2 separate regions of the Homo sapiens genome follow, and region 1 is linked to region 2. Evidence: chromatin contacts called from ENCODE Hi-C or POLR2A ChIA-PET data. All regions are on one chromosome and are shown on one strand. The core of a region is the stretch at or near the end of the contact, and the rest is flanking DNA. Distances in the headings are between cores, read along the strand shown. Region 1 overlaps LOC105377956 (a long non-coding RNA gene). Region 2 overlaps LOC107986637 (a long non-coding RNA gene).

Region 1 (3,332 bases), core at 90-2,589, 230 kb before region 2:
GAGGGCGATTTGTGGTTTGGGTTTGGTCTGTCTGAAAAGAGCTGTGGCTCACAGTCTTAACGAGGTTCGTCTTCCAAGTCTCTGACCAACTGAGCAGAGGTTCTCACAGAAGCAAGTTGTGACAGCTGGAATTTGGCATCCACAGCTTCTTAGAAAAGGCTGCTGATCCCAGACTGATAGTTTTAAAACCTTAAAACAAGACTGTTACCATTCTTGAAATTTGTTTCAGCAGGCGCCAGGGAGGAATGTTACTGCCCCTCATTGCTAGACGGGAGTCTCGTCCCAGCATAACTGAAGATCTTCTGGGCTCTGGGCTCCTGCCTCATTCAGAGATTATGTTTCCCTGTCTGTGGCAGGATGCTGGCAAAACCACATGCTTTGTTTAAACATATGGAACGAGTGGTAAGATCAGCAAAGGCCCTTAAAGCCAATGTCAAAAGGCCATCACCATATGAGAGAACTGAGCAAAATGCACTGAGGACAAGCAATTTGTCTGAATCTTGCAGAAGTAGCTTTTAAATCCTTTATAAAAAATTAAGATTTATTTTTGAATTTTGATACATCTTGTCCAGCTTGTAATTTGTTCACTCTCATGCAAAAGAAAGCATACATATGCTATTAACTCTTGACTATGTAGAATATAAAACTCACTTTGTAGGTGATTCATGGTCTTTCATTTCCCTCTTTAATTTTTCATTTTTTCTAATGCTTTAGGACTAAATTATTTCTTCTATCAAAAAAATAAAAGTCAGCAAGGAATAAGAAACTAAATGTTTCCTTCTTTGTAGCATCTTTGAGAAAAACAACTCTCAACCCTGGAGCACGACTTTGTGATTGGTGACAGTTAAAGACCATAAAATATTTATGTGAGGATATGTAATTTTTTCTAATATTTCAGCTTCTTGTTCTGTCACTTACTAGTGTGTGATCATGGGCAAGACTCCAAACCTCTAGAAGCCTAAATTCCCTACAGTAAACAATAATAATAAAGTTACGTGTTGGTTGTGTGGATTTAATGACTAAATATGAAAATATTATTTGAAAACAATAAAATAAGTGTTACATTATATTGTTATAATCTTTGCTCATGGTAATTCAATGAAATCTTTATATTTTCTGATATTTATAAAATAGAATTTAAAATTATAATATTGATAGATTTATTAAGTTAAATAAAAGTTTTATTTTTAAGTCACACAAAATTGAGAAGGAAAAAGAAAATAGCAAACCGTGAAGAGTTAGACCAGGCCAGTTGGAGTCAGAACTTTAATAATTACCTCCTAGAAGCTGGAGGGGTCAGCCAAGAGGTACTTCTGGTACTGTGGGACTCCAGCATGCCCCAATGGCTCAGGAAGGAATCCTGGGCTTGAAATTTCAATTGCTTTAGTCATCATCCCTTTCAGTGTCAGTGAAAGCCAACTGTAAGGACAAATTCACAGAAAGAGTTAACAGGATGAGGGCAAATAAAGACCCAGGATTGAACTCTGGGGGTAGGGAAGGAACAGTATTTAAGGAATGCTTGGAAAAATATGACTATCCAAACCTGAGAAGCAATACCTAGCAAATTAGGAGGAAAACCTAGACTGAATGGTTTTTCTGAGACCTAATGGGCAAAATTCCAGCAAGGAAAATGTAGTCATTTGTTGTGCTGTCAATGCCACTGAGAAGTCAAATAAGATGAAAACTGGAAAAGGTACCGTAAAGAGGCCAGTAATGAGATTGTATGAGCAGCTTAAATGAAATGAGGGAAGGGTCTAGATTTCAGTGAGTTGAGGTTGGACTAACAATGAAGTAAAGAAAGACAGCAAATGTGGAACACTCCTCATCTTTTTGTTTTAAGGCAGGAGACACTTGATATTGAAAAAATATCTTTAGATAAATGAGAAAGAAAGTGCAATCCCAGGAGAAAAAGAAGGATCACTGATGGAGTAAGTTCTCTTAGGAGCTGAGAGGGTGAAATACTGTGCATTGGCAGGAAGATTAGATATGAGGTGGAGAGAGAAAGAATGGAGGGAGATCAGGATAGTACAGACAGGGAAGTTTACAGGTTTAGAAGCAGGAAAGAAATTGAGCATCTCTATTTTATATATGAAATACTCAACCTTAGTATGCTGCTATATATATTATATTTAGTATATTTCAACAGAGCTCAATGCAATGAAAATAAAATGGGAAAACTTAATTTGAGCTATTCATCTTTATAGTTAAATAGTGACCAAAAGAGGTGCAGAAACAAAACACTATAAATAACTGTTTGCTCATACATTTCAATTAATATATTGAGAGCTTAAGAAGTGTCAGAAAGTTTGTTTTTACTGAGGGTACAAAAGAAAAAGTGAGATTTAGTTCCAACATGAAGGATAATAACTAACCGTACAAGGCTATGGCTTGACTGTAAGAATTCTTAACATCAGAATGGACTCCTTGCAAGAAAATCAAGTATTTTACAGCTAGCTGGAAAGCACCATGGTTACTGTTTTGTCTGGGACTATTTAATAACTAAGCATGGACCTGTTGCCTGGGTGGGGATTGACAATGTGTCTTGTTCAGGCAATGAATCTCTAGAACACTTCTGAGGCATTTAAGACTATGAAATTGAATCTTGTGTGGCATAAAATCAGTCCCACAAATTTAAAAGCAGGACAGAATGTAGATATCCCCCAATATTTTTACAATGTGCAGAATCTTACAAAACAATACATGTAATATTGTTTCTATACTACTCATAGATGATTAGTATTATAACAAAGAAAGCTGTTAATACTTAAGTTTAGTATATTTGGGTTGAGATACCTTTATTGAGAAATGAATTTGCCTTTTGGGAAGTTATTCTAAATATCCAGGAGCATGTGTGTGTGTGTGTGTGTGTGTGTGTGTGTGTGTGTGTATTCCATTATAAAAACTTTAAATAAGCTCAGTGAACATTGAAATTTACCATGCAAGTATATAATATTAATTTTCAGTAGCTTACACTTTGATATATATTTACTAGATAGAATTAACTAAATCGTTCTCCTAATAGCAAAACTTTAACTTGTGAATTAGTGTAAGATCATTTTAGTTCCACTCTGATTTTTACATTGATTAACAAGACATGGAAATTGTAAATTAAATTCTTAGAAAAATTTAGGAATTGTCCCATAAAATTATCTGTGTGTGTGTGTTTGTGTATTCTTAGAATTGTAAAAAGCCTGTAAGAAACGAGATGTTTTGAATTAGTCTGAAATTAGTATTCAATAGCAGGTATGTGCTTTTGTAAGAATGTGTTAGGTCCCAATGTCTTAATTTTGATATTCAATTGAATGTTTGCTGTTTTAGACTTGTGTCTTTTG
Region 2 (3,079 bases), core at 117-2,616:
CCTTGCCTTTAAATTGTGAAATTCCTGTGATAAAAATAAGAAATAGTATATGAAGCCTTGGGGTCAGATCACCCACTGGTTTTCAGGAGTTCTCAATAGAGTTACTAGGCTTTGAAGCAACAAGGTGAAGGGAGATTATGGTTTCATACTAGTATTTGAATTTCCTGAGATTTATTTGCTTGAGAAAGACCCTTATCATCGTTGAAATGTTTAAAGAATTGAAAGAGCTGTTTTCTTGTTTGCAAATCCACTTTTTGCAATAGAAACCTCTAGGATGGAATGGAACAGCCACTGAACTTAAAACTGCATTTTATATGTTTTTTTTCTTACCCGATAAAAATACCAATCCCAGGATTCAATTTGTATAATTCTTCTTTCATACTCCAGTAACATCCTTAAATATTGGAAAAATCTTTACTTTGTGGGGGAGGGGAAGAAAACGATAACAGATCCTCTACCACATGATAAACCATGATATTTTCCTCAGTTGTTAGTCACATTGTACTTTTGGCCATGCCCCAGAAACCACAACCCTCAATTACATTTGCTTTCAGACATGTGGAAGAAACACATGCTAAAGTAATTAGCAAAACTATGACATTTACATTTTTCCCCTGTCAGTCCCTGTGATTCTTCAGCATATGATTCTACGTGAACCAAAACAATCATACATCAAGCTGACCACATTTATCCTTATCTAGTGCTTTGAAAATGTCAAAAAGTAAAACAGAAGAAAACAGTTTTTTCATAGACTTAGCACACTCTACTCCCTGTTTGGCAACAAGAACCACATGTGACAATGGCAGGAAGGTAAAGCATCACGTCTTATCCCAAAGTCATTGCACTCTGCAGACAGCCAACTGAGTTTGATGACTAGTGGCTCTGAGCTGTCTCATTTGCCCTGCATTTGCTGTTCCTCCTTCTCTGTTGATAGATTCTAGTGCTCATTAAATGAAACGTGTAGTACAACCTGAAATTAATGACCTTTAAGTAGAAAATGAAAATAGAACATCAAATTTTCATAGTATCAGGAGATTTGTTGCAGCAATGGTAAGTGTATCTTCTAACTCCATCAGCCAATATGTAATAGAACATCTTAGAGAGCAGTAAGAGTGTTGTGCATTTGCTTATGCCCCTATTACCCAATTTACTTGTAGGACTTTAATAATTGTTCACCATTGACTTCATATCTTCATAATCCCACAAGCATTCATTAATCATCTACTGTGGGCCAAGCACATAGACACTGCATGTATAAAGATGAATAAGGCATGGCCCTTGCTCTCAGGAAGCTCACAAAATAGCGGGAATGACAGACATATATGTTAATGATATTGCATAGTGGGATAGAGTTATAACCAAGCTAACTAAAACACTCTATGAAGCACAGATAAAGAGACTTCATCTGTGAGTCACAACGGAAGCTGTGACCCTGACCACAGCCAAGAAATATGTCTTTAGTAATCATGCTACCTATCTTTTTGTTTGCCTTTCTAGATCTCCTCCCTACCTTTCTCCACCCTGTTCTTGCCCCATGAAGCTGACCTCTGAGGACTGGACAAACAGGCTCTTTTGCCCTCTTGGCAAGAGATAAGAGGATTAAAGGAAGAGACTAGGCTATTTGTTTCCCTTTACTTTCCTGCCTAGTTTCCATGGACTGGTGGCATCTTTCTACCAAAGGCTATAGCTCCTGTCAGAGCCCTTTCCACACAACTCCCCTCTCCAGATTCCCAGTCCCACTCTCCCCTTCCCCTTTTCAGCCTAGGAGAAATAACGATCCCTTGTTGGCTTCCTACACTCTGCCCACACCTAAATAAAAAAATAACCCTTTATTAAACTCTCTTCAGTTACCCAGTTTGAAAATTTTGTCTGCTTCTTGCCAGGACTCTGACTAATGCAGTAACCCTCTAGGAATTTAAGGGATTCAATAATTTCAGTGTTACTCATAGAGAATCCAGCTTGGGAGCACACAACTAGGGTCTCACCAGTCACTGAGCAAACCCATCACAAATGTCCTCAAAAGATACCCCTCCTAATAATTCCAGTTCTTACCCAGGAGAGCCACTTACTCTAGAACAGGCCCTACCTCATCAATCCTGCCATAGGCAAACTGAAATAACAACAGAGTTCAGGACATGCTACACAAAAATATGGCACCCTAGCATGTGAGGAAACAGCAGAAGTAGGATATAGAAAGAATTCCACTTGTACCTTTGCCCCCGAAGCAGGCCATAAAACCTCCCCTGAAAATAGGTCATAAACCTCTCATTCCAGAGGAGTCCTCTGTATTCCTGGAAAAAGGAATGTCACAGAGATATTAAGAAGCATTGGGACAAAGCGGCCTTCTTAAGTCCCCCCAGTTTATTACCATTAGATCATACTCTTTTGTTCTCTAATCATACCTCTCTGCGTGACTGTCCATAAAAATATAGTTTTCCCTGTTTCTTTGGGTCTTTATTTCTGAAGGCTACCATGTCACATAAAATTTGTATTAAATAAATATATATGCTTTTCTTTTGTTAATCTGTCTTTTGTTATAGGGGTCTCAGCCATAAACCTTGTGATGCATGAGGAAAAACTATTACCTTTTTTTTTTTTCTACACTAACACCCACCATTTTGCAGTGAGGTCAGGGGGTAGACAGAATTCTAAGAGACCTCCAAGCTTCCCAGCCCCTGACACACACACATTTTTCCCAGTAATTTAATCGAATGCTGATCTAGTTGCTGCTATGAAAGAATTTTGGAGATGTGACTAGGATCCCAAATAAGCTGTCCTTAAATTACAGCTATTATCTGGTGAGCCTGATCTAATCCCATGAGCATTTCAAAGCCAGAGAGTTTTCTCCAGCTGATCGAAGGAGTGCATGTCAGAGGTATATGCTCTGGCTGACTTGGAAGACAGCAGGCATCCATACTATGAACTGCCTATGGAGGCCATGTAGTAAGGAACTGAGGGTGGGCTCTGGGAGCTGAGAGAGGTCCTTGGCCAACAACCAGCAAGAAAATAGGGCCTCAGTCCTGCAACTACATGGAAATGGATATGTCCAACAATTACTGAACTTAGCAGAGGACTCCAG

What was found. A loop is a pair of places that touch in the nucleus more often than their neighbours do. ChIA-PET counts read pairs that join two places held with the same protein, here RNA polymerase II (POLR2A). Pooled maps may share reads with other maps.
Region 1: a map of PC-3 shows a loop between it and region 2 (11-fold over the local background). The contact joins two enhancer-like sites. A Hi-C loop is called at or near these places in 4 of 168 maps with a recorded cell type or tissue (Calu3, PC-3, PC-9 and 1 more) and 3 of 50 pooled maps. POLR2A ChIA-PET finds 5 or more read pairs at or near these places in 2 of 52 experiments (A549 and PC-9).

The regions. Positions count from the first base shown.
Region 1 is chr6:113,120,837-113,124,168 of GRCh38, forward strand. It overlaps LOC105377956 (a long non-coding RNA gene), which reads right to left. Exons shown (of 4, transcript XR_942894.1): 4 at 1,286-1,419. Among named protein-coding and RNA genes, the nearest start is that of LINC02518, 310 kb to the right of the region's middle. Within about 2 kb of position 1,340, at least 4 of the 41 ENCODE cell types and tissues checked have a DNase peak (open chromatin) inside an H3K27ac peak, as active enhancers do; they include PC-3, PC-9 and endothelial cell of umbilical vein, where a contact is called at or near this core.
Region 2 is chr6:113,350,810-113,353,888 of GRCh38, forward strand. The region is part of intron 3 of LOC107986637 (a long non-coding RNA gene); the gene reads right to left. Among named protein-coding and RNA genes, the nearest start is that of LINC02518, 81 kb to the right of the region's middle. Within about 2 kb of position 1,367, at least 7 of the 41 ENCODE cell types and tissues checked have a DNase peak (open chromatin) inside an H3K27ac peak, as active enhancers do; they include PC-3, PC-9 and endothelial cell of umbilical vein, where a contact is called at or near this core.